Regions from separate parts of the Homo sapiens genome. Here regions 2, 3, 4, 5, 6 and 7 are each linked to region 1. Evidence: chromatin contacts called from ENCODE POLR2A ChIA-PET data. All regions are on one chromosome and are shown on one strand. The core of a region is the stretch at or near the end of the contact, and the rest is flanking DNA. Distances in the headings are between cores, read along the strand shown.

Evidence for each region. ChIA-PET counts read pairs that join two places held with the same protein, here RNA polymerase II (POLR2A).
Region 2: POLR2A ChIA-PET joins it to region 1 with 10 read pairs in CD4-positive, alpha-beta T cell. The contact joins the promoter of MTREX here to the promoter of ARRDC3-AS1 in region 1. POLR2A ChIA-PET finds 5 or more read pairs at or near these places in 2 of 52 experiments (CD4-positive, alpha-beta T cell and activated B cell).
Region 3: POLR2A ChIA-PET joins it to region 1 with 10 read pairs in CD4-positive, alpha-beta T cell. The contact joins the promoter of ZNF131 here to the promoter of ARRDC3-AS1 in region 1. POLR2A ChIA-PET finds 5 or more read pairs at or near these places in 3 of 52 experiments (CD4-positive, alpha-beta T cell, activated B cell and naive thymus-derived CD8-positive, alpha-beta T cell).
Region 4: POLR2A ChIA-PET joins it to region 1 with 7 read pairs in CD4-positive, alpha-beta T cell. The contact joins the promoter of NR3C1 here to the promoter of ARRDC3-AS1 in region 1. POLR2A ChIA-PET finds 5 or more read pairs at or near these places in 3 of 52 experiments (CD4-positive, alpha-beta T cell, CD8-positive, alpha-beta memory T cell and naive thymus-derived CD4-positive, alpha-beta T cell).
Region 5: POLR2A ChIA-PET joins it to region 1 with 6 read pairs in CD4-positive, alpha-beta T cell. The contact joins the promoter of CEP120 here to the promoter of ARRDC3-AS1 in region 1. POLR2A ChIA-PET finds 5 or more read pairs at or near these places in 5 of 52 experiments (CD4-positive, alpha-beta T cell, T-cell, activated B cell and 2 more).
Region 6: POLR2A ChIA-PET joins it to region 1 with 11 read pairs in CD4-positive, alpha-beta T cell. The contact joins the promoter of G3BP1 here to the promoter of ARRDC3-AS1 in region 1. POLR2A ChIA-PET finds 5 or more read pairs at or near these places in 2 of 52 experiments (CD4-positive, alpha-beta T cell and naive thymus-derived CD8-positive, alpha-beta T cell).
Region 7: POLR2A ChIA-PET joins it to region 1 with 10 read pairs in CD4-positive, alpha-beta T cell. The contact joins the promoter of ZSWIM6 here to the promoter of ARRDC3-AS1 in region 1. POLR2A ChIA-PET finds 5 or more read pairs at or near these places in 4 of 52 experiments (CD4-positive, alpha-beta T cell, CD8-positive, alpha-beta T cell, CD8-positive, alpha-beta memory T cell and 1 more).

Annotation. Positions count from the first base shown.
Region 1 is chr5:91,379,060-91,382,755 of GRCh38, forward strand. It overlaps ARRDC3-AS1 (ARRDC3 antisense RNA 1), which reads left to right and starts at 1,288. Exons shown (of 3, transcript NR_027435.1): 1 at 1,288-1,865. All of the region lies in intron 1 of ARRDC3 (arrestin domain containing 3), which reads right to left. RefSeq lists silencers at 1,150-1,329, 1,950-2,019.
Region 2 is chr5:55,306,670-55,310,246 of GRCh38, forward strand. It overlaps MTREX (Mtr4 exosome RNA helicase), which reads left to right and starts at 1,320. Exons shown (of 27, transcript NM_015360.5): 1 at 1,320-1,478. The coding sequence starts at 1,345. DHX29 (DExH-box helicase 29) reads right to left here and starts at 1,025. Exons shown (of 27, transcript NM_019030.4): 1 at 718-1,025. The coding sequence starts at 904. It overlaps LOC124900979 (a long non-coding RNA gene), which reads right to left. Exons shown (of 2, transcript XR_007058774.1): 2 at 1,480-1,768. RefSeq lists enhancers at 694-953, 1,094-1,573.
Region 3 is chr5:43,118,950-43,122,603 of GRCh38, forward strand. It overlaps ZNF131 (zinc finger protein 131), which reads left to right and starts at 1,965. Exons shown (of 7, transcript NM_001330707.2): 1 at 1,965-2,174; 2 at 3,090-3,228. The coding sequence starts at 3,105. RefSeq lists enhancers at 1,627-1,686, 2,484-3,052, 3,053-3,620 and silencers at 1,867-2,216, 2,647-2,906.
Region 4 is chr5:143,402,415-143,405,746 of GRCh38, forward strand. NR3C1 (nuclear receptor subfamily 3 group C member 1) reads right to left here and starts at 1,272. Exons shown (of 9, transcript NM_000176.3): 1 at 797-1,272. LOC128966704 reads right to left here. Exons shown (of 2, transcript XM_054328421.1): 1 at 2,920-3,332; 2 at 2,252-2,502. The coding sequence starts at 3,227. The coding sequence ends at 2,472. RefSeq lists silencers at 268-367, 578-657, 898-2,167 and enhancers at 2,173-2,940, 2,218-2,287, 2,328-2,467, 2,868-3,107, 2,941-3,332.
Region 5 is chr5:123,421,396-123,424,716 of GRCh38, forward strand. It overlaps CEP120 (centrosomal protein 120), which reads right to left and starts at 2,008. Exons shown (of 20, transcript NM_001375405.1): 1 at 1,555-2,008. The coding sequence starts at 1,603. RefSeq lists an enhancer at 1,274-2,219 and a silencer at 1,549-1,708.
Region 6 is chr5:151,769,633-151,773,234 of GRCh38, forward strand. It overlaps G3BP1 (G3BP stress granule assembly factor 1), which reads left to right and starts at 2,322. Exons shown (of 12, transcript NM_005754.3): 1 at 2,322-2,404. It overlaps LOC100652758 (a long non-coding RNA gene), which reads right to left and starts at 2,544. Exons shown (of 2, transcript NR_132345.1): 1 at 2,071-2,544; 2 at 161-1,140. RefSeq lists enhancers at 409-1,130, 1,509-1,738, 1,996-2,290 and silencers at 2,499-2,828, 2,879-2,948.
Region 7 is chr5:61,330,686-61,333,912 of GRCh38, forward strand. ZSWIM6 (zinc finger SWIM-type containing 6) reads left to right here and starts at 1,573. Exons shown (of 14, transcript NM_020928.2): 1 at 1,573-2,263. The coding sequence starts at 1,588. LOC105378994 (a long non-coding RNA gene) reads right to left here and starts at 1,531. Exons shown (of 2, transcript XR_007058781.1): 1 at 1,455-1,531. RefSeq lists an enhancer at 1-233 and silencers at 38-617, 648-717, 928-1,327, 1,438-1,577, 2,358-2,467 and 1 more.

The sequences.
Region 1 (3,696 bases), core at 38-2,537:
TATAAAATAGTATATATACTCAAAAGGCTCGGGTCTCACATCATGGTAAGACAATGCTATCCTTTGTCTCCAACGGTTTGCTTAAATTTATCACATTAAGACTATAATGTATCAAAGAAAAACTGTTCATGCAACCCTCTTAAAATATGTCAGTTTATAGGGAATAATAATACCAGATGTGAATAGAATAGATACTCCAAAACCACTAGAAAACCTTGTCAAATAGACGGAGTAAAAAAAAAAAAAAAAAAAGCCACACATTGATTTTAATGTCAGATTTATAACTAAAAATAATTATTTATTGAACTAAAAATAATTATTTATTGATCTAAAATGATCACAACACTCAGTTGGTCCTAGCAACGACTAAAACTTGCATAAACTATACCTTAGATAATTACAAAGAACCGCATTTAGGTGGTGTCGGCTTATAAGGAAACAATATTTTCCAACATCCTTGAAAAAAATGAAGTCTAACTATTAATAGTTTCCAGTTTCTATAAAAAAGGGATGACCTTTCATTTTACAACCAATTTTTTTGGTGAAATTATTTTTTTTCAAGTGGCATGAAAATAAATATAATCGAAAATATGGGAGGGGGTTCTAGATCATTAAAGTGCCTATTTAGCGTTTTAAATAATTACAGAAATATCTTTTAAAGTTTTCTTGGTGTAGAAACCTTTACGATTAGCCCCCAGAGTAGAAAAAACTGGCACATTATTTAACTTTCCTTCAGCAAAGTATTGGATATACACAAAAAACGTGATGCCTCCCTGATATTAAACGAGAAAAAGGGGGAAAAAAGCATGTATACGTCGATACTTTCATTTAAAAATCATGGTGATTCGCTTATGTCTCCATACAATTTTCCTCGTCCCCTGTGCAAATTCCCCTGAACGGATTTCAGAACCAAAAACTAGCTGATGAGCTGGGGGCCATTTAAATTCGCTCCCCTCGAAGGCGCCCGAAGTTCGCCTTCCTTTCCCTTTCTTCCCTCTTCGCTCCCTTTTTGTGCCAGCTCAGCAGTCTCATTGAAGCGAGCGGCGGCGGCCGCGCCGTGGTAAACAAGTGCCGGGCTGTCAATCAAGAACTAGACCGGAGCAGGAGAGGACCGGCCTAAACCGGCGCGAGCAGATCCCAGCCGGCCTGCCCGCGCGCCGCCGCCGCCGCCGCTGCCGCCCGCGCGCCCCGCTATACATACGGCATACGTCGCGCGGCGCTCGCGCCCGTGCCCGCGCAACCTAGCCTGCTGGCCGGGGGGCGGGGCGAGCGAGCCGCGGCGCTTCCGCTTTACACGCCCCAGCCGGCGACCGGTTCCATCTGGCTCGGGCCACTCTGACACCTTTAGTTTCGGCAAGGGATATTGGGGTGGCGAAGGGGAGGCGGGGGCCCGAAGGCTTCGGAAAACGATGGGGGAGGGGGCAGAGGATACCCGTCGAAGCCCCCCCCTCCCCCAACATTTCGATATTGGAATCACTTTCCTTCTTCCTCGGGCCAGCCTTTGCTCTGTCCCCTCAGGTCAACTCAAGGTAGACAGTGTGGCGACTGGAGAGGTCGGGGAACAAGCTTTGTTTCAGCTAAGGGGAAAACAAGCGTTCACAGGAGTCCCCTGACACCTCCCACTCGGAAGATAGCTAACGGGGGTCCTGCCAACCCTTCCCATCCAACTTCCATCTGAAAAGGATTTTCTGCTAAAGTTGGGTCCATGGCCATCCAGCACCTGTAAGGCCGGCAGGAGCGTCTGCCCTCTACTCAGTTAAAGCCTGAAGTCGTTTCCTTTCGATGGCCCTTAGGAGGCCCAAAAGAGGGGCGACAGAACATGATGTTGACACGGGCTGGGCGCCCCCAGAAGCCCGGGAACAAACGTGAGTACGGGCTGGGTGGGGGTCGCTCTGGAGGAACCTTTACCGGCGCACGCCGGTTTCCTAGCCTCGCCCCAGCCGCGGCGCGAGCTCACTCTCCCCACCCGCCCGCGCCCAATCCAATCAGCGCCTGCCATCGCCTTAGCAACAGGCTAACAAACCTGGCTCCGCCTATCCCGGGCGCCCGGGGCGGGGTCTCAGTTACCAGGCTAGTTTGAGAGCTCCCAGTTTCAAGTCATTGAAACTATTCCAGACTGAGCTCGTCTACGCGTTGCAGGGTTTGGGGGGCATTTTGTTGGGGGTGCAGGGCATTTAGTTTTCTTTACCACGAAATCATGGTGCAACTAATGAAATTATATTTGTCCTCACATCTCGTTGTTCTACTTTTCCCCACTGCAAGTCTTAACCCCTTGAGGAAAAATCTGTTTTCTTTCATCCGTTTCATAAAAGGCTGCAATATTCAGAAAGGTACAAACACAAAGTCATCTATCTGCTTTTCAACAAATACCAAGGCTGTCATTAGGCATTTGCATCTCCTATCAGTGTTAACACTTGGAGAGATTAATTAGTTATTTCAGGATGCAAAGTACCTGTATCTAACTACGAAAATCCTGCTAAAGAACTGAGTTCACCTTAATAGTTTCAAAAATAATGCATTAATACTGTCCCTCAAAGCATCCTTCATTTCTCACTTGCCTTAGTCATCAGCACTTCTCCAGGATGTACGTTTTTAATATAAAAAATAAGGTAAAATATGTCTCTAATTTTTTTTCTGAAAAATCGCCAACATCTGAACTAAATACTGCATTAAAAAGGAGAGGCACAAAAATTACATAACCAGTTTTAACATTATATTCTTCTTGGGCTAGGAATTAAGTCATCGCCACCACCTGACGCGTGTAACCAATCTGCTGAGAGCAGAACAAGCGCCCCTCCTCACCACCCCCCAGAACTGGTCCGAAACAGGATTGAACCGCTTCTAACAAAGGGTGGAAACTTAGAAAAACAAGCCTAGAGTCTCCTATATTTCCACAATGTAACCATTTAAACAATAGATTGGAAATCTCAGGACTCCTTCTCCTTTTGACAACCCTTTATCTCTCTCTTCTAACCAAAAATCAAATCCAGTGTGCCCTATACTTTTCAATTCCATTTGACTGGCATGGGTTTCATTGAATGCACGTTCCAAAGTTAGACATGATGCTCGGAAAAGAAAATTACTGATCCTAAATGGCTTCTAAACCTGACTCGATACCTATCATAATGACAGATAGTCATTCCTTTAAAATAAGGAATGCTGGGTGTAAATTTTTAAAGGAATGGTAAAGAATAGAGAAAAAACACGTGGGGTGTTGATACCATATGTCAAAATAAGCCACAGAAATCTTTTATGAAAGAACAGTCATCAATTATTTAAAGTCTTTTGCATTCCAATATTAAAAATGAAACACACCCATTAAGTCTCTTAAAAATGTTATTACATTTCTTGATCGAAGTTCAGTTTTTACATCTTAGGTTGCAAGTAAAAGGGCAAAAATCTAAGACTGCAGCTTTTACCAATTCATTTGAAAATATATTAGTAAAACGACTGAATTGGATTCAAACAGAATTTATAAGTAAGGTGCAAATGGACTACAAGTGCGTGTGGCACAGACCGAGCCGGGTACAGAGGTAGCTGAATAAGTGTAGTTTGCAGTCACTTTGCAGATGCCTGCATGCATTACGGCTTAACACACGATGAACGTCAAGGAGAATCCAAACCTTCCAACTTTGCTAACCTTTCTCAAACTGCTTAGTTATGCTAGGAGTAGAATCACGTTAATTCAGAAAACTG
Region 2 (3,577 bases), core at 70-2,569, about 36 Mb before region 1:
CAGCAAATATTTCTTGAATACTCCAATAAGTACAAGCAAACAACCCGAGAAGAACACAACAGAATGTAATTGTTCATCTTTTGAGCTCAACCGTAATATGTGGCCTGCTCATCTGCAGCAGGAATCGGCCATCTATAAGTTGAGTTGTCAAATCAATTTGTACAGTAAGCAAAACTGCATGGCGGCAGAAACGAGGGCAGACAATTTTACAATAGATTACACGTAACCAGTGTGTAACCAGTGTGTAAGTCCTGTAATTTTTATTAAGTATTGATTTTTCCAGAACGCATGGAGACACTAGATTGTTGCTGAAAATGATATGAAAAACTGACAGAAAATGGGGCTGGCTGGCACCAGGAGGTCAGGAACTCCACTCAGTACTCGTCTTTGCGTTAGCCTAGCTAGCTGAGATGGTGCTCAGGATGAATTCCTGCTGAAACAGGAGCTAATGCAATTATTTTGTTTTTAGAAGGGGGAGAAGTGTGAGTTAAAAGAGAAATGCCAGGCTGCAACAGGGCTACTGTCAGAATTTTGGAGGCCCAAAGAGCTTAGACTTTTTTAATCTAAAACAAGGCCACCCCATGGGGAGGTAGCAGCTCGAGTGTTGGGAAATAGAAATGTTGGGCCCGAAGCTCCTCCCGGGTTCTAAGGCCCTTTCCTCAGGACAAGCAGCAAGGTCTCAGGGCAGACAGCCAGGGGCTGGGGGACCTCTCGTACCTTGCTTGACACGGGGCTCCCTGGAGCCGGCAGCGGCAGCGGCAGCGGTGGCCGGCCTGGACACTGGCTTCTTGCTTTGGGCCTCCCCGGCAATTCCAGCCTCGGCAGATTTGGCTCTGGAAGCAGACACGGCGGCCCGGACCACCGCGGCCGCTGGAGCCTTGTGTTTCTTGTTCTTGCCGCCCATGTTGCAGCTGTGGCAGAAGATCCTTCGCGGCCCAGGCCCCGACGGTACCACTGCACAGCCGAGAGCTCTTCACATTCCCCGGCTCCGGGGCTGCCACCCTGCGCTTCGATCCGGGCTTCTCGGGCCGGGGCGACCGCTGCCTCGCAATTGGTCGAATTCAGCAGGCTCCGCCTCCTTGAGTCGCCAGCTGCCTGCCACACGCCAGGCGCCACGCGCCGCCCTCGCTCTTTATCCACTGAGCAGCTTATCCACTTTAGGTCGGAAAGGAAAGGAAAGAAAAGCAGGAAAAAAAAAAAAAGTCAGGGGAACATTTTTGTCGGCTGCGCGACTCGACTACTTTTGTCTCCTGCGGGCCACTGTTGAGCCTTCACGAGACGTCACTGTCTTCGGTCGCGGGGCATCGTGGGTAGGAGGGAGATTTGCTCTCACTGCTCCCAAAAATGGCGGACGCATTCGGAGATGAGCTGTTCAGCGTGTTCGAGGGCGACTCGACCACTGCGGCGGGAACCAAAAAAGACAAGGAAAAGGACAAGGGGAAATGGAAGGGGCCTCCAGGGTCTGCAGACAAGGCAGGGTAAGGAAGAAGTTCCAGTTGTTGCTTTTATTTTTTTTCTCGGTGGGGAGGAAGAAAACACTACTCTCTTAGGAAGAGCACGAGAAAGTGAAGTGTACATTGAGTGGCGTTGGAAGTGAAGGGGTTCCAGAAAAAAGTTGGAGAGGGTGGAAGAATGTTGGTTCGTGGAAGGGGGGTCTTGGCGTTTCCTGGTGTCTGCAGGCAGCGTGATCTTCTGCTTCAATTCCCTTACGTCGATGTTACTGATTCTGTCCCCATCTTCGCGGTTGTCTCCTGCATCAGCACAACACCTGGCACATAGTCGTTAATAAACAAAACGAATGATTAGTTGAGTAAAAGGTGAAAAGGTTTAGAAAAAATGATATGAATTGATTTGGAGGGGAAAGGGCAGATAATAACATGAGAAGGGAGAGACATTTAATCTCCAAGATGTAGTAGTTTTCTCTTCCGTAAAATGGAGATAATAGTGCCTACCACTGGTGGATATGAGGATTCAATGAGATACACGTGTAAAGTGCCTAACAGTGGTTAGCTAGCTATCACTAATAAATGGTAGCTATCGTGAGTTTATTGAGAAAAAATTTAAAAATTACTGGACCCTACCCATATGTTTAGACTGGTGCATACAGCCACCAGAAAGTGTACAGATCTGTTTATAGTAGAACAAGGAAAAGCTATTACTTGTATTAAATAAAGTAAGATGATTAATTAACAATCAACAAAATATACTCTTGGCATTGTGGGGCCAGATACCCAATAGATGCTTGAAATTAAATTAGACATGATTTTGCTCTCAAGGAATTTTCGGTGTAGGGAAAGAGAACAGGTACCCATTAAAGAGTTACAGTATAGGTGAGGAGGTCGTTAACTTAAAATGAATGATATATACAATTAAGTGTTATAAAAGTTCAAGAAAGGGAGATCCTATTTCTGACTTTCAGGAAGGCTTATTTATATACAAGAGAATATTCTGAGTTAAGGAAATTGTGTTGTTAATGGTGCCAAGTTTGTTTGTTTTTAGGAGCATAAATTGAGCAAGAGGAACTGTTTCATTTAGGGACTACAAGAGATAAGACTGGGAATATACATTGATTTGAGAACATGAGGGGCCTTGAATATCAAGCAGAGGAGTTTTGATTTCATTTTTAAAACCCTGTTGAACAAGGTGATTGGATAAGTAGAATGATAGTTTAGGAAAATTAATTTGGCAGTGGTTGGCAGAGTACTATAATAGTATAGGGAAAGAAGATAGACAGTGAGAAAGTAAATTAGGAAATTATGTTAGTTATCTGGTTGTAAAGATGAAAAGAACCTCAACTCAGGCAGTGGCAGAGGAATGGAAAGGTACGAACATGTTAAGGAAAAAATGGACAGGCCTTCATTAATTAAGGAAAACAAGGGAAAGGAAGTCAAAAGAGATGTTTAATTTGCATGTCAGGGTGAAAAAAACAGGGACGTTCAGAGGTTTTGATATAGTGATAACATTAATTTGGCTTGAGACAATGTGAAGGGATGCTAGTATGTCTGTAGGAAAATGTCCACTGGGTAGTTTTAATAGGGTTTTGGAGAGAGACCAGGACTGGAGGTATATATTTGAATATCATTTGAATTGGTCTCCTTGAGATAGAGATCTCTGTGGGGAAGTAAGTGACACAACACAGAACTTCTGGAGAGGGTACATAAGCCTAAATAAGAGATTAGAGGGATAAGAGAAAATTCTATCAGGAGTGCGAAATGAGTGGAACAAAGTGGAAAAATAGTCTACTCGCATTAAGTTGGATTGGGAGAGTTTGGGGAAGCTTTTCAGAGAAAATAAGAAAGGAGGACCAATTATTTTTATTTCTTTCAAGACAGGAAGTAATAGTTGCTAGAGTGTTTGAATGGGCAACTATGATATTATGAAGACAATACATGTATAATTTACCATGTTAGTATATACTTTACCTCAAATTTGCTAGGATAAAATGAGTTTTATTTGCAGGTTAGTTGGGGTAAGCTGTTTGACAGCCTTCCAAAGTGAAAAGAGGAAATAAAAATCTAATTTACATTTCATTATATTAGGAAATGAATATTAGAGAAAGGAAATAAGAAAACACAGG
Region 3 (3,654 bases), core at 715-3,214, about 48 Mb before region 1:
TTTTATGCTGTAAACTTGCAAATCTCTATCTCTACGGTTAGTCTTCTTCCCTAAACTATATGTAGGCCCATATATCCAAGGGCCTCTAACATTATCTCCTTATAATAACACCTCTGGTTCCATCCTCTCTCCCCATCCAGCTCCGCCAGTTGTATTTCCTATTTTGGTAGATGGTGCCAACAATCTACTGGCTCAAGCCAGAAATCCAGGAGCCATCTTTGACTATTCTTTCTCCCTTGTCACCAATATATCCAGCAATATTTATTTAGTATCTATGGCATGCTTTACAGCCAATGTTGGTTCTATCTCTAGATTTTTTTTTTTTTTTTTGAGACAGGGTCTCACTCTGTTGCCCAGGCTGGAGTGAAGTGGCACCATCTTAGCTCACTGCAGCCTCAACCTCCCTGAGCTCAAGTGATCCTCCCACCCCAGTCTTCCAAGTAGCTGAAACAATAGGTGCACACCATCACTAATTTTTTTGTATTTTGTAGAGACGATGTTTCACCATGTCACCCAGGCTGGTCTTGAACACCTGGGTTCCAGCGATCCTCCCCGACTGGGCCTCCCAAAGTGATGGGATTACAGGCCTGAACCACTGCGCCCAGCCTATCTCTAGATTCTGACCAGCTCTCTAATTCCATTTTCCCCCATGGTTTCATCTACATTACTAACAGTCTCCCAGTTGATCTCTATTCCTAGCAGCTTGTCCCATTTAATCTGTTCTCCATATTGGGGCTAGAATTATCTCTTTAAAAAGTACATCTTAGGATGTCACCATGCGGCAAGGCTTCCCCTTGCAAAAAGAAAATCTGACATCTTCAACACTTTTTATAAGGCACCCTTGTGCGTCTATCCAGCAACATTGTTTCAGTTTCCTGAATGCTATAATCTTGGTGCCTTTGCATGTGCTATACTTTTGGCTAAGAACACTTAGACTTCACATCACTTAAAAACATTTTTTGTTTTAATACAGATGGGGTCTCGCTATGTGCCCAGGCTGGCCTCAAACTCCTGGGCTGAACTCCTCCTCCCCAACTCGGCCTCCCAAAGTGCTGGGATTACAAGCGTGAGCCACCGCGCCCGCCCACATCTCTTCTTACAGGTCAACTGGCTTTCCTTGACACCCAGTTACTTCGTTCTTCAGGTGTTGCAAAACTCATCAGCAAGCACCTAGGCAATTACTGTTCAAAATATCTATGCAGTCTACTAGACTTAAGATTCAGAAAGGCAGAAACCACATATACCTTGTTCACAGCTGGACTTCTCAGTGTCTAGTACTAGGATTCTCAATACATATCTGTTGAAGTTATGATGACATTATTACCATATAGCTATTTGAGTTCCTCCGTAATCCCAATTCTCAAGTTCTTTGAGAGAAAAAAATAAGTAAATCTCAATTATAGAATTATCCTCAAAATGTATTTATATATAATATTTCTTTGGAGGAATTAAGGAAGCAGTCACATGCAGCTGACTGTGGGTCACTGGACTTTTTTTTTTTTTTGAGACGTTGTCTCGCTCTGTCGCCCAGGCTGGAATGCAGTGGCACTACCTCAGCTCACTACAACCTCCACCTCCCCGCTTCAAGCTATTCTCCTGCCTCAGCCTCCCGAATAGCTGGGATTACAGGCGCCCACCACCATTCCCGGCTAATTTTTGTATTTTTAGTAGAGACGGGGTTTCGCCATGTTGCCCAGGCTGGTTTCGAACTCCTGACCTCATGTGCTCCACCCGCCCAGGCCTCTCAAAGTGTTGGGATTACAGGCATGAGCCACCGCGCCGGCCTGGACTCTTTAAAGGAGTGGGGAAGGCCTGCACTAACGGGATCCGGTGTAAATAATTCTGAGCAGCTCCAGGTCCTGAGCCCAGCAAGCACGTGCTGCGGCAGGGCGCGGGGAGGGCGCGCTTCGCGGAGGAAGATTCCGGGCGGCCCGAACGTGCTCGCGCCCGTAGCTGCCGCTGCCGGGGCCGCGGCCGCCCGGGTGCCCAACCGAACGCACGTGCGCCAGCGGGGCCCGAGCAGAAGGGGAGCCCCGGCTCTCACGAAGAAAATGGAGGGCGACCCACGGGTTAGGGGTCAGGAAAGGCGTGGGGCGCATTATGCCCTGGGAGGGGAAAGCACGGAACAAGAGGCTCTGAGGGACGGAGAGGAAGGAGGGCGACCCACGAGCTAGGTAAGGCGGGCCAACCCAGGTCTCGGAAGGAAGGGGGCGGGGCAGGACGGGGCGGGAGGGGCCGCGCAGTAGCTGGGCTGTGAGGACGGTTGGCGAGTTCATTCCGGGCTCGGGTCGGGAAGTGTCCGCCCCTGGAGTCAAGCTGGGGAGGGTGAGAGGTTGAAGGGCAATGACTTAGGTTCCCAGCTTCTGGCCCTGCCAGGCTCTGCAGTAGCCCAAGCCCACCGCTGCCCGGTTTCTTCTCAGAGAGCAAGCCCTCGCCCTTCGTGAGCGCCAAATCCCCGCGCTCGGCCCCGCCCATCCACTGAGGGGTGTGGGTAGGGGCGTGGCCCGTTCCCTTGCTGGTCGGCGCCCGGAAGGCGTCCGCGTCAGCCGGAGCTCGACGCGGTGACGGTGTGCGTCGACGTAAGTGACGCGCAAGCCTGGGCCGCTCCTCCTTCCCTCAGTGAGTGCCGGCCCGGTCGGGGCGGGGGAGAAGAGGGAGGGCGGGGGAGGGAGAGGCGACCCGAGAGTCGTTGTGGGTCGCGGGCCGGACCGGGTCCCGGGGCGGTGGGAGCCCCGGCCGGGCAGAAGGGCTTGGCGGGCCGTTAGAGGACCGCCACGGCTGTCGAGTCCCCTCCCTTGTTGGACTTGCGCGCCCTGGCGCTCGGAACCTCCGGCGCTGTGCCCACCCCGCTCTAGCTCGCGTCTCCCGACTCCAATTAGGTCAGGCTCGGAGTCCCGCGGCCGCGGCTCCGGTCTCAACGCTCCGGGGCCGCTCGGCTCGCCTTTCTTCCCTCGCCTTTCTCTCCTCTTGCTTCACCCTCCCCCCTTCTTTTCACGTTGCTGGTTTTTTTTGTTGTTGTTTTATGCTTTAGGGGTTTTGTTCCTCGGCTCGAGCTCATGGGTGTACATTATCATGCTCTTCTTTTGTAGAGCAGCCCGACGGCCATGGAGGCTGAAGAGACGATGGAATGCCTTCAGGAGTTCCCTGAACATCATAAAATGATCCTCGACCGATTGAATGAACAGCGAGAGCAGGACCGGTTTACTGACATCACCCTAATTGTCGACGGTGGGTAGGGCAGTGGGCAGAGGAGCGAATTTTTGGCTTCAGTTTTTTTCTGTCCTTCGGACACCCGCCTTTTTTTTTTTTTTTTTTTTTTTAACCCATCCTCTATGGTCTCCCTACCAAAGTCTGCAGAGTGTGTGCACTGGGACCAGATTGCACTTGTCAGTGTCCACTCACACAGCGTGCTGCAGAAGGCTGGTTGGTCAGTCATGCCTTCCACGTAGTCTGGTGTTCATCTCATTTTAACTTCTTACATCCTGTTGAGTGCAAGATGATGTCGTTGGGGACAGATTGTCTCAAAATGTTTGGTTGATAGCCTCTTGTTGGTAAGCTTTGAGAAGTCCCTTACAGGAGTCATTTGGGAAGTGTTGATTTTTTTTCTAGTTTCCCAAATGGTCTTGAAGGGAGAATGAGAGATTCCATTGCAGC
Region 4 (3,332 bases), core at 22-2,521, about 52 Mb after region 1:
AACGTCAAACTAGCACTTGTAAAAATCGCAGCACAAAACCATTACGGTTACAGGGGGTCTTTTTCTAAAAGGGGCCACTTAGAAACCTCAGGCGCGAATTAACAACAAACGCTAAAGAGCAAGCCCTTGCGGGGCGGGGGTGGAGAAGAGAAAAAAGTGCGAGGTTAAAAGAGAAGTACGTCCAGACCTGTTGAGTTCTCTCTCCGACACGCCCACTTCTAACAGATAACGCCGGCCCCGGCCGCAGTCTCCAAGTTGCGGGCTGTCAGCCCCCCGCGTGTGCACCCTCACGCGCCCCGCACGCCCTCCTCAAGCCAGGCGCCGCCGGGGCCTCCCCGGAGCCCGGGCTCGCGCTCGGGCGCGCCGGGGTGGCGTGCAAATATTCGGGCGAGTAAAATTCAGACGCGGCTTAGCGTTCACCACGAAAACGGGTGTCGGGCGACCCCCTTGGAGGGAAAGGGGACACTAGGGGGAGAAAAGAGGCCAGGATTCCCGCGAGGAATGAGAGGCTCGAAGCCCCCGGCAGTTCGACAGGGCTCCGCTCGCCGTCCGAGGTCAGGTTCCTCCCCCTCGGCCCGGCCAGGGGACGCCTGCGGAGGGAGAGGAAGAGGCCAGCGCTGTCACCCGCGCGCTGCCCTTTCGTCACCGTCGCCCGGCCCTTGCCAGCCCCCCACCCCCACTCCCCGAGGCTAATAAAAGTTTGTAGGCTCCCGCGGCGGCCCCCGAGTTGTCTCCGGTCCCAGCGGCACCTCGGGGGAGCGAGCGCGCCCCGGCCCCCTCCCGCCTCGCTTCTTACCTCTGGCAGAGGAGCCGCTCGCCCGCCACCGTCCGCAGTTCCCGCCGCAGCCGAGATAAACAACTTAGCTTGTGAACGCAGAAGGAGCAGGAGGGAAATATATTTTTTTTTTCTAAAAAAAGGAAGTAAACAGCCGCCCCTTTCTCCATGGGTGGGGGGAGAGCCCCTATTTAAGAAAGTCTCCCATTGCCCAGCTGACAAGCCAGCCCTCCGCCCCGCGCCGGGCTCCGCGGGTCGAGGTTCCGGGCGCGCGTGCCCCGTCCCGGTCCCAGCTGCTTCGGCCGCTCCGGCTGCGGCGTCTCCTTCCACCCACAGAATCCGTCCCCGACGGGCAGGCGGTGACTCGGGCTCCCGTCACAGACACGAGCTCGCAAAATGGAGGAGGCGGCGGCGGAGGGAAGAGAGCGCGGACACGCGAAAGGGCAGCCCGGCCTGGGCGAGCGAGCGGGACCGAGCGGGGAGCGGGTGGAGGCGGCGCCACGGCGCGCACACACTCGCACACACGCGCTCCCACTCCACCCCCGGCCGCTCCCCGCCCGAGGGGCCGCGCGGCGGCCGCGGGGAACGATGCAACCTGTTGGTGACGCTTGGCAACTGCAGGGGCGCCCGCGGTCCCTGCCCCCACGCCCTCCGCGCGGGCCCCGCCACCCCGGCCCCGACGGCGCCTGCACGCCCGCGTCCCCTGGCGTGGCCGCCCCGCCCGGTGCGCCGCGCTTCGCCCCCCGCCCCCAACTCCCCAGGAAAAAGGGTGGCGGCGGCAGCGGCGGGGGCCGACCTGGTCTCTCTGGGGCGGCGTTAAGAGGGCCACCGAGTTTCTCCAGTTTCTTTTCTCGCTACCTCCTTCCCGCCCCCGCCCAGCTCCGCGGCTCCAGACCCACTCGGGAGCTCGCTCTGCCCCTTGGCGGCAAGCGCCGCCAGTGCCCCTGCGGGTGACAGCGGGCGGGCCACAAGAGCCGGGGCGCCTCCCGCGGCTGAGCTGCGTGAGTGGCCCGCGCCGCCGCCGCCGGGCCGAGTTGCGTGAAGTGTGTCACTTCGAAAGGGGCTACGGGGTTGCACGGAAACGGTGCCGCAGCGTCTCGGCCGCGCTCGGGGCCGGGCGGCCTGACACGCCCTCTGGGGAGGCTTCAGGGAAGGGACGGGATAGCGGGGGTCGGCGCATACGTACTTTGGGCCCGGGGGGAGTCGCGTGCCGGCAGGTCCCCCACCACCGCATCATCTGGGCGGCCGGGTCTTCAGCTGCCGCCGCCGCGCTCTCGCACTGGGAGAGAAGTTGCAAAGCAGAACCCACCCTCCCCCGCGCCCCGACCGTCCCCCACCCTCTTCCCCGAGTCTGCGAGGCGGCGGCGGCGGCAGAAGGAGGCGCCGCCTGCCAAGTTCAACCCCCACCCCTCCCGCCCAATGTGCTCACACTCGAAGGAAGTTGCACGCCAAATGCAAAACCTCCAGCGAGCTGGATTTCTTTGCACTTTTTTTTTATTATTATGATTAAGGAAAGCAGGGGGCGGCAGGCTTAAAAGCAAGTTGCAGGCGAAATAGTAAGTTGCTGGCGAAATATAGCCCCCCTTCCGAAACTCCTGACCTCTTCTTCCACCCCGGCCAGGGCCCGCGTCCAAGTTCCCGGTGCAGGCCCCACCCCCGAATCTTGACATTTGCTGCCCTCGACTCTGTGCGTTGCTCACCCTATCACGTTCATAGGACCCCTGCCCCTACAAATAAAACAAAATACAGGCAGCTTTAAAATGCCAGCGTTCAACTCCCTACAGATGTTCCTGTTAGGAGCTTCCCCCTCAGTCCAAGGGGAAGGGAACTCGTGGTCCGTCCTGAGAAAGGAGAGGGCCGTGGGGCGAGGGGTGCCCGTGCGGGAAGCCCCCGCCCCAGCTCCCTTCCCCAGCTCGCCGCGTCGGGAAGGCTTGGACGATGCCGGGACCGAGCCTCCTACCTTGTGCGGCACAGATTATGATTTTTGTGACTCTGGGAAAGGTTGTGCTGTGTGGGTTTAGGGTTTGGGGAGGTAACTTTTGCGCCCCCACAGGTGACATCGCTTGCCAGCTCCTGACACGGGCGGGGGCTGCCGCAGCTCCACCTAATCCTGCTCGGGCGCTCGGCCACAGCCACTCTCTCACCTCCCGCCGCGCTCAGACTGACGGCGGCTCCCCCTGCTCTGACATCTTGAAGACGATTGGGGAAGCGCGTCCCGGAAGCCGCCCGCCGCCATCTTGGTAGGGTACAGTGTCGCCAGCCCGTCCCCGCGGCCACCATCTTGGCAAAGGTTCGCGATCGCGGGTAGCCTAAGCCGTCCTTCCTTGGTTCTCAAGGGTAAACGGTTCCCTGTGCATTGTCTGATGTGAAAGGAAAGAAGTAGGCTTTCAGCAAGCCTCTTGTCCGGAGACGATCTACGGGGGCCGCCTCCAGAGGATTCTGGAGCCGCCATCTTGGCAAAGGAAGAGATACTCGCCACCTCGGAAAAGAAGAGGGAACCAACCGTATGCCAACGTAGAACCCTCAGCCAGAAGAATTTTTATGAAGGGCGCTGAGC
Region 5 (3,321 bases), core at 758-3,257, about 32 Mb after region 1:
GAATATTAACACACATCGCACAGCTCTCCCAATTAGCACTAACAGGCCTCTCTCAGGACCTCATTTTCTGCTGCTCTAAAACTAGCTTCCCCAAATGAATTGCATTTATGTCCTGGGTTGTCAGACTGGCCTGGGTTGTCCATAGAATTCTATTGTCACATATCTAAAGCTCACTTATTATTTAAAGAACTTCAGCCATCCCACCCACCCTACCCTCAAACCTATATTTACAGTACATATCACATATTTTAAATATTATACCCCAACATATTGTGTCCTGTGATCTCCCCACGTGGACAGACCTCTACATCCTTGGAGGGAATGGAGGTATTTGTTTCCTCATAGCATGGTCAGTTATAAGTCTAAAAACTGTTGTTAACCAAATTTTAAGGTTATTTCAGTCCTATGTTTTTAAACAATAAGTAAACTAACAGTTAATAGTGCTCCAAATCTTTATGGCTTTTCTGGTCAGTCTCTTGTTCCAAAATTCAAAGATTAGGATTACAATGTTTCCTTTGCTCTCATCCCTCACACAGTGCCAGGCCTTTATAAAACACTCTCCCATGGGGGAAAAAATGCAGCCAGGCTTCTGCTCTGGCTCAAGATGACTCCTTCTTAACATACTATTCGTAAAGTGTCCTCAATTCACCTGTTATCTCCTATGCCCTCCACTTTCTTGCAAATCTGTTCTCCAACCACACTGAATTTAACCAATGTTTACTGAGTGAATTTAATTAAGCAAGGCAAAACGTGTCTTGCTTTTCCATACTTTAAGTGCTCCCTGCTCTTCTCTTTGCCTGGAATGCCCTTCCTTTTTTCACCTGACAAATTCCTAATCATCTGTAGGACCCCAAAAAATGCCACCTCCTCTAGTGAAACTTCCGCAGTTTCCTTAGACAGAGGTGGTCATTCATTAGGGTCTTCCACATCCTGATGAATTATTTGCTGACACACTCTCCTTGCTACATCCTTAGCTTTTTAGAATCAGGACTGTTTCATTCTTACATTCCCAGCACAGTGTCTGACACTCAATGAGTCCCAATAAACCAATGTCATTCATCCAAAACACACCTTTTAAGGAATGTATAATACACCCTCTTAAGAACTGTAGTCCCCTGAGTCCTCCAGCAAGACGTGTAAAGGGAATTGCCTCCGGAACACTTCTGGAATCGCAGGAAGCCTGTATTCAAGTCAAAGCTCTTACAAGTGCTATTATTGGGAACCGCTGATCAGAACGCGCTTCTCAGGACCACGTTCAGCTCATATATAAAAGCCATCGACGTGCTGCTTTGGATGAAAATCGTTTTCTCTAGATTCTCTGGGGCTACGGCTAGTCACGCTAAATATCACTTATCCCTAATAGCGCTCATATCCCTGGAGAGATTTTTAAATCAATTGCCTAACAGACCTCACTACGTACAACTTTGAACAAGTCTGTGGGGACCACAAAAGCACAGATGACAGGGTTCTTAAGGTTAACAAGGCCTCGGTCCCACACTAAGCTTTTAAAACTCGGGAGGCAGCAGTTGCAAAAGCAAGCCTCAGGCTGCTCACCTTCTAGGATGGACACGACGATGAGCAATTGGTCGGATTTGGAGACCATGGTTGCGGTGAGCGGTCCGGGGGCGAAGGCGGCTGGGGGGAAGTGAGGTCCAGTTGAGTCGCGGGTAATCCGGGACCCCCGGCGGGACCCCCACTGCCCGCCCCCGGTCCCTGATGCCCGGACCCCGCTCCGCAGCCAGGTCCCACCGCCGTCTGCTGCAGCGCGCCCGGCTCCTCTGCCTCGGGCCGCCAGCCCAGATCCTAACTGTGCCCCGACTCAAGGAAAAAGCCACGCTGCAGCCCTGCCAGTCTGCAAGCAGAGACAAGCCCGCCACCCGAGGACCTTTTGCCGCCTGCGTAGCCGCTTTTCAAACGCCCGGGCGGCCGCAGCGGCCGCCGCCGCGCCCAGCTTCCGCCTAGCAACCAGGCCCGCAGGCCCAGTGCCCAGGGGAGGTTGGAGGACAACGGGTGATAGAGACAGAGCAGTCAAGGCTAGAACGCCCGTCAGCGAGCTTCGCCTCCCGCCCTTTTACGCTCTGTTCCAGAGCCCTAAGGAGGACGCCTTCATTACCTCACAGCGCCCTCTGCTAGCCGGACGAGGAGAGGCGGGCGACTTGGTGTGGGACCAGCTGCGCAAGCGCACTACTGCTGTAAACGCTTCCTGAAGCTGCGTAGCCTTTAAGGAGCGTGAGTGTAGCGTATTACCTGCTTTATGCTTCAGCCACAACCTGAGAGTTATATTAGTGGGGATTAAAAAAACAAAAAAACCTAGCTTAGTTGACGTACCCAGTGTCAACACTGCTTAAAAAATTAAATCACAAAAAAATAATGACTTAAATCTAAACTCTAAAGTCCCTAAATCGTGCTCACGCGGCACCTCAAATTTCCGACCTTTGAAAACAAGTAGCTTCAATACGGTAATTACTGTACTTGTTAAAGCTGACGTAAACTCCCCGAGAATTTCCTGTCCCTTAGAAATTACCCCTAAAACAAAAACACTGTCACGTGGGCAATGAAATATAAAGGTTCTTCCACCCCCGATGACAAAGTTATTAGCAAACTCAAAACCAAAAATAAACAAGGCATTGAGGTGCTGTCTGCCGACCCTTTCCCCTTAACGTCTCCCAAATTCAGATTTAAGAAACGGTTCAAGACTTGTAAAGGGAACGGCCTCCTAAACACTACTCAAATTGCAAGAAGCATGTATTCAAGTCAAAGGCAAAGTTCTTTTGGAGGTTATCTAGCTTGAAACTTAAATAACCGAATTGGTTGGAGCGATCGTGGACACTATTAAGTTTGGGAAAAATTCTGCTTCGGAAAACAAAAGTAAATCATAATAAAATAAAGCTGCAGAGATAGCACTAGGTAGTGGACATAAGTGCGGCTTCTCCTATTACTTTCTGGTTTTGTAAATTGAGAAGTTGTTTTGAGAGCAAATATAATATCTCGCTGTTTTCTTTTTCTTCTATTGCTTCCTTGTTTTGGAAATTTAGAAGTTATTTTGAGAGCAAATAATATAATATCACTATTGTTTTCTTCTTCCTCTTCTTTATTCTTCCTTCTTTGCTTTCTGCCCAAAAGAAAAGGAGGAATATGTAGAGATTGGACTAATTACTTCTAAGGCCCTTTCAGGTCCTATCACAGGCATTCTTAAAATGAAGCACTATTCAATGTAAAATCAAAGTAATGATCTACTTTGGATTCATCATTGAACAATGCATTATTTTTGTGGAAGATGTCAAACATACTTTAAAGAAAGCAGAATGATATAATGAACCC
Region 6 (3,602 bases), core at 1,072-3,571, about 60 Mb after region 1:
TATATTACGTGTATATCACTGTTAAAACAGCTTATCAATTGATGAACATTAAGTGTTCGGGTTTTAAATCTTCTAGCAATGCTGACAAAGCTGCAGTGAAAGTCTTGGCACATGCCTTTGTAAACAAATGTGGCTATCAACCAAGTGACATTATTGTTTTGGGGGATATGCACAATTTTATTAGATTTTTAAATTGCTGCTGGGCGCGGTGGCTCACGCCTGTTAATCTCAGCACTTTGCGAGGTCGAGGCAGGTGGATCACCTGAGGTCAGGAGTTCGAGACCAGCCTGGCCAACATGGTGAAACCCCGTCTCTACTAAAAATACAAAAAAATTAGCAGATCCTGGTGGCGCGCGCCTGTAATCCCAGCTACTAGGGAGGCTGAGGCAGGAGAATCGCTTGAACTCAGGAAGGCGGAGGTTGCAGTGAGCCGAGATCACGGCATTCCACTCCAGCCAGGGCGACAGAACGACGCTCCGTCTCAAAAAAAAAAAAAAAATTGCTTGGCAAAAAGATCTGTATCACTTAAAACTCCCTCCAAAAGTGAAGGGTAGCCATGTCCCTCATCGCGAGTCACCTGGGTTAAATTACTAATCTGTAAATGTTAAATTTCGCCAATCTTCTTAGTGTTTCAATTCGGAGAGTCATGTTGTGAAATGCCAATCTCTTAGTCCACCTTTTAAAAAACTTTGCAGGGGTTCTCCAAGGCCCTCAGAATAAAGTCCAGATTCCTTTGCAGAGCTAACAGGATACAGGAGACTCCCTGCTCCAGGAAACTTCTAGGGGCTTCTCTCCTGGGGCCTGTTCCCTGGTTTTGGGAGCGCTCGGGCGACCGCGAGCCAGAGCAGCGTCTCGCTCATCTCGGACCCAGGCCTGGGGCTCCACTGACGCCGACGGAGCCGGGCTGCTGCGGGAGTGGAGCCCTGGGGGACCAGAAGGGGCTTTCACTTCGCTCCTGGGCCTCCCGAGTTCCAGGCTCGGGCTAGCCCCGCGCAGGGAGGCGAGCGGGCCCGGCTCCCCAGAGGCCGAGGCCGGCGCCCGTGCTCCTTCAGCTCGGCCTCTCTCCCCCGACATAGGCGCTCCACATGCTTCATTTCCAAAATTCTCAGCAAAACTCCGCGGGAGACCCTGGTCACATGCCTGGAACGAGAACAAACCGGGGCGTGTCTGTGCCGGACGGCTGGGAACCAAAGCTATTTCCATAGAAATAGGGCCGGCCAGCCTTGAGTTGTAGCCCCGCCAGTGCCTGAAACGCCAGGAGGAGGGGACGAGTTGCCTTTTAAAGGCGTAGCGACGAGAATAAGCCCCCACCCGCGGCAATTCGAGGCTGAACAATAGTGGTGCAGCTCGGGACGTGGTGCGAGGGCCCACACTCCACTGGAGCACGCGCGGACCACCGTGCCTCAGCTGCCACAAAGGGAGCCTCGCCACACGCCCGCGGCCGCCTCGCAGCGCCCGCCAAGAAGCGCCTGGCGGAAGGGCGCACTCTCAGGCCTTCCACCGGCGACCTTCCGGCGGGAGCCTGCGGGCGGCGCAGGAACGACCCTCCTTCCTCTGCCCCGCAGCAGTGCTGAGTAATGGTGAGAGCAGCAAGGCCCTTGGCCGCCGCACGTAAGAAAAAAGTTGTAATAAAAAGAAAACAACCCGGGAAACTTTACTAGTTGGTTCGCCAGGTACAAACCTATGCGGAAAAGGCGGGGTACAGGCCTCGGAGGCCGGACCCAACCAGTCAGGGAAAGAAAGAGGGCAGAAGCCGCAGGCTGCACAGCCTCACAACCGCCCAGAGGGCACGGCGGCCCTGGGGCTCGGTCTCTTCCGAGCAGAGCAACCTCCGTGTCTATCAGCTCCTTCCGGCGTTGCGATTGGCCACAGGCTGTCTTGGCCTCTCGGACGCCCGCCTCCTAGTTGCTAGGGGTTTACTTCCCCAAAGTACACGGGCCCCACCTTGTGGCGCAACCGCTCCTGCATGGAAAACGGATCTCCGCCCAGGGGAAGACGTGTTAACGAATAAGAGCAGCCCCACACATTTATTGGCTACTTTGAGTATCAGTCAAAGAACTGCTCACTCGCCTTTCTATTGTACTTTTCGGTTATTGGTCTCTCTTAGTGCCGATCTGTTACTAGGGAAACGAGATCCTCACAGTCTCATAGGCAGGAGTCAAAGCCAATCAAGAGCCACGCCTTCATCCCCGAGTCAGTGCCCAATTACTGTTCGAAGAGCCCTGAGGACGCGGTCGGGATTGGTCATCCCGTCGCCCGACCTGGCCGCAACAAGTTAGGGTGAGTGGCAGTTATATAGACCGGCGGCGGAGCACGCGTGTGTGCGGACGCAGTTGCGTGAGGGGTTTGTACTATCCTCGGTGCTGTGGTGCAGAGCTAGTTCCTCTCCAGCTCAGCCGCGTAGGTACGCCGGGGTGTGGGCGGGGCAGGGAGGCCAGAGGACTAAGCCGAGCCGCAGCACTTGTGAGAGGGAGAAGTCTGAGTGGCGCTCGCGGCGGCCGCGCCAGTCGCGTCCCCCACCCCAACCCCCACCCCAACGGCCGCAGGCGCGCGCGGCGGACGGACGGGCGCGCGGCGGCTCCTCGCTCCCGCTCCCGTCCCGGCTGGGGCGCGTGGCCGTGTCCGCCGCGTGCGCGTGCTGCGTCCAACGGCCTCGCGGGGCAGGAGTAAGCCGCGGCCGCCGCCTGGGCCCCAGGGCGGTCTCTGGGGCCAGGGGTCCCGCGCCCAGCGTTTCCCGCCCGCCACCCTCTCCGCCACGCGCCCGCGGCACCTTTTCCTCCCCTGGCCAAGGGATCCAGTCGGTTCGGACCAGAAGGAGGCTTTCGTTTAGGGTGGGGGCAGCACTAAAGTCTGATTGGAGTCTTGCGGTCCGCGCGTCGCAGAAGCGCCTTCGGTTTTGCAGAGAGCAAAGAGGGAGCAGCGAGTGCACGGAGTGGTAGTAACAACCAATGTTCTTTCCACGCCCTCACTGTGTGTCCGGCACTGTGCGGAGCCACTTTTCTGCCTTTCATTTGATTCTTGCAGTGAGCTGGCGAGGTGGGTACGGCTATCCTCCTTCCTTAGCGGCCCAAGGCACGGGTTTGGAGAGCGGGGTCACAGGCACGCACGGGAAGGGCGGGGATTTGTTGACGCCGGGCCCTCTGACTCCGAGCTCCCCGCTTCCCAAGCCTGTTTTTAGTCTTTGCCCCCAGAGCACTTGTCCCTCGGGGCAGCATCAGCCTCAAAAGGCCACCTGCCGAGAAGGCTGCAGCGGCATTTGTACTTGGGCTAGTTCTGGGCTTCCAGGGAGACAAGGGTTGGAAGTGGGAATGTGACAAAGGAAAAGGGTTTGGGCTTCCTTTCTACGTGTACTTGTACAGGCCCTGGGTAGATGTGCCGCCACCGTAGCTTCTGGAAAAAAGTAGGGAAAACGATGAGTAAGTGCAAATGAACATGGACTGTGTTCCTCATCGGGTTTGAATCTCAGATTGCTGATGGGAAATTCCCGCCAGCGGGAAGTTAGGCTCCGGTTTTAGACGTTGAATTTTTTTTTCTCTACTTTTTTTTTAATTGGAGGAGACTTTTGCAGAAAGACCTTGAGAAGATTCACTTTATAGTTGAAG
Region 7 (3,227 bases), core at 323-2,822, about 30 Mb before region 1:
GTAATTAAGTCTGCGGCTTGGAAGCAGATTTGACCGAGCTCTGTGGAGCGCGAACAATGTCCGCAGGGCTCCAGGTTCAGAGAGGGACTCGCTTCTCCGCCTTCGCCCGCGTCCAGGCACCAGCGAGCTGCACTCTGCACTCGCTCTCCCTGGTCCACCCCTACACTGCCCGGACCCGAGGGGACTGGCCCTGCGGGCGCCGCCAAGGCGACTGAGAGCGCGGCGCGCGTCCCGAGCGCCTGGACTCCGCGCAGCCGGGCGCCGCGCACCCGGGTGCCGGGGTGGGAGCCGGGCCGCAGACCCAAGTGCGCCCGAAGCCGCCGTCCGCCGCCTGGCACGCCGTCTGCCGCCTGCTGGGCGATGTGTGCGCGAGCCCGTGGGGCTTGCGCGCGCCCTGCGGCGTGTGTACTCACAAAGGTGTGTCTGCTAACCCCACAGCCCGGGCTGCGTTCCACCCCGAGCTGGAGAAACCCCGGCCTGGAGCGGGGCCTTGTCCGCGCGGCCGCGGGGGCGACAAGGGCGGCCGGAGCTCCTCGACTTCTAGCGGGCGGGTCGGTTTCCTGGCCCGAGGGGCTGAGGCAGCGAGGGCGGGACGGTGGCAGCCGGCACCGGACGCGGGTCGCGCGGCTGCTGGGCACGTTCCGAGCGCTCTGCGTGTTTTCGGGCACAGCCCTGCAGCCGAGACAGAACGGACGCGGGGCTCGGGGATGGGCGCACTGCAGCCACGCGGGGTTAGCAGAGCGGGCGCGCTCCTTCCACACCAGGTCTGCAAAAGTGAAGTGGAAAGCCGCCGCCGAACGCAGCCATCCTCCCCCTTCCCCGCTGCAGCTTCGGCGGGTGGTGGGGAGAGCTCCCCTGGACCGGCTGGAGGGGAAGCTGGCAGGCGCTCGGGTTTGGCCGCGCCTCCTCCGCCTTCCTCTCCACCCGCGTCCCCCGGGGTCCATGCCGCATTTCTTTGTTTTGAAAGCGCCTCCTCCGCCCAGAGGCTTTTCCCCCGAAGGGCAGGGGGACGGGGGGGGTGGGGCATCGGCCCGTGGGCCCCGCCCTCCATTTAGCTCAGAACCCTCCCCTTCGCTCACCCCCTCTTCTCCCCTTTCCTCCCCCGCTGCGACCCACGAGGCGCATCCTCACTTCTCGGACTTCAAAGAGAAGCTGAGAACTGGAGGGGGAAGTGGGGTAGGCAGGGGGCGCAGAGACCCACCCACCTCAGGCCCGGCCCGGCGGCCCGCCCCCTCCCACGGGAACCCCGCCTGACCCCGCCCTCCCCCGCGTCACAGCAGCCTGACATTCTCACAACCCACCGGGCACCAAAACGGCCCGCCCCCGCCACCCCCGTGTCCGCCAAGCGCTCTATTTATGTTTCAGCCCAGCGATTTGCATAGGCCCCGCCCCCGGCCCTAGGTTCCCCCTATCAGAGCCCCGCCCCAGCTTCTGCGTCACAGCGGAGGCCCCACCTCTTGTGCCCATACAAGGAGCGGCGGGCCCTAGATGGCATCGTGGCGTCGCGACGGCGTGTGCGTGTCGCGCTTCCTAGTGCCGTTTATAGGGTCCCGGCACTTCCGCTGTCGGGTTAGAAGCGGCGCGGTCATGGCGGAGCGCGGACAGCAGCCTCCTCCCGCGAAACGGCTTTGCTGCCGGCCGGGCGGCGGCGGCGGCGGCGGGGGCAGCAGCGGCGGCGGCGGCGGCGCGGGTGGCGGCTACAGCTCTGCCTGTCGGCCAGGCCCGCGGGCGGGTGGCGCGGCGGCGGCGGCGGCGTGCGGGGGCGGCGCGGCGCTGGGGTTGCTGCCGCCGGGCAAGACCCAGAGCCCCGAGTCGCTGCTGGACATCGCGGCGCGCAGGGTGGCGGAGAAGTGGCCGTTCCAGCGCGTGGAGGAGCGCTTTGAGCGCATCCCGGAGCCGGTGCAGCGCCGCATAGTCTATTGGTCCTTCCCCCGCAGCGAGCGGGAGATCTGCATGTACTCGTCCTTCAACACCGGCGGCGGCGCCGCGGGCGGCCCCGGCGACGACAGCGGTGGCGGCGGCGGCGCGGGCGGCGGCGGCGGCGGCGGCTCCTCGTCTTCCCCGGCCGCAACCTCGGCGGCCGCAACCTCGGCCGCCGCCGCCGCTGCCGCCGCCGCCGCCGCCGCCGCCGCCGCCGCGGGGGCCGGGGCCCCGTCGGTGGGGGCTGCCGGGGCGGCGGACGGCGGCGACGAGACGCGGCTGCCTTTCCGCCGGGGCATCGCGCTGTTGGAAAGCGGCTGCGTAGACAACGTCCTGCAAGTCGGTGAGTCACGGGGCAGCCGCGAGCCGTCTGTCCGTCCGTCAGTCCCTGGGTGGGGGGGGGGTGCCCGCCTTTCTCCTGCGGACAGCCCCTAGTTCCGCGCGCGCCCGCACCCCTGCGGGTGTCCTCACTGGCCCGGACGGTCCTCCTGAGCGGAGCGCCCATTTCCTCCCTCCCTTCCCTGCCCCCCGTCGCCCCGGACGGGCCAGCGCGAGTGGGAAATGAATCAGCAGGACGCGCCCCTCCGTGGGCTCCGCGCCCCCGGCCCGCGCTCCCCTACCCGCCCTCCTCCGGGGAGCACATCCTGGAGGGCTGTTCGCCGGTTTCGGGGGTGGATGTGGACAAAGGCGCGGGCGGACGGCCGGCCTCCGGCGAGGGTGTGTGTGGCGGGGCTGTGCGGGGCGGGGGAGGGGGCGCGGGCCGCAGACAATGCCGGCCGCGGCCCGGCCGCTCGGCGCTCCCCCCCTCTCCCACTGCCTGTCGCTCGCTCCTTTTTCTTTCTGGCCCCCGCCCCACGCGATTTGAGGGGAGGGGAATACACTTAAAGCCGCTCGGCCGCCGCTCCTCCCAGGGCTCCGACGGGCGAGCGGCCGCGGCGCTCCCGGGTCGCTGTGGCGTCTGGCCCGGGCGAGCTCCACTGGCCGCCCGGGGTTTAAATGTCGTTTTCTTTGCGCCTCCTCAGTCTCCAAGCGGCGCAGAGGAGAGGTGGCGGCGGACCGGACTCCGTCTCCGGAGGGACATCTCGCCCGTAGGACGCTTACTAATTAAAGGGCGCGAGCCTGAGGAGGAGCTGCTAGCGCTTCCCTTTTCTCTGAAGCTGCCTCCAGACACCCCTGTGCGGGCCGCGGCGCAGCCCTTGTGCCCCGCCGCCCGAGTTTTGTTTGCGCTGTGTGGTCAGGTCGTGGTGCCCCGGGCGAGCCGCGGTCGGCAGTTGCGGATTTGCCGCTCGCAGCCAAAGGGGCGAGCG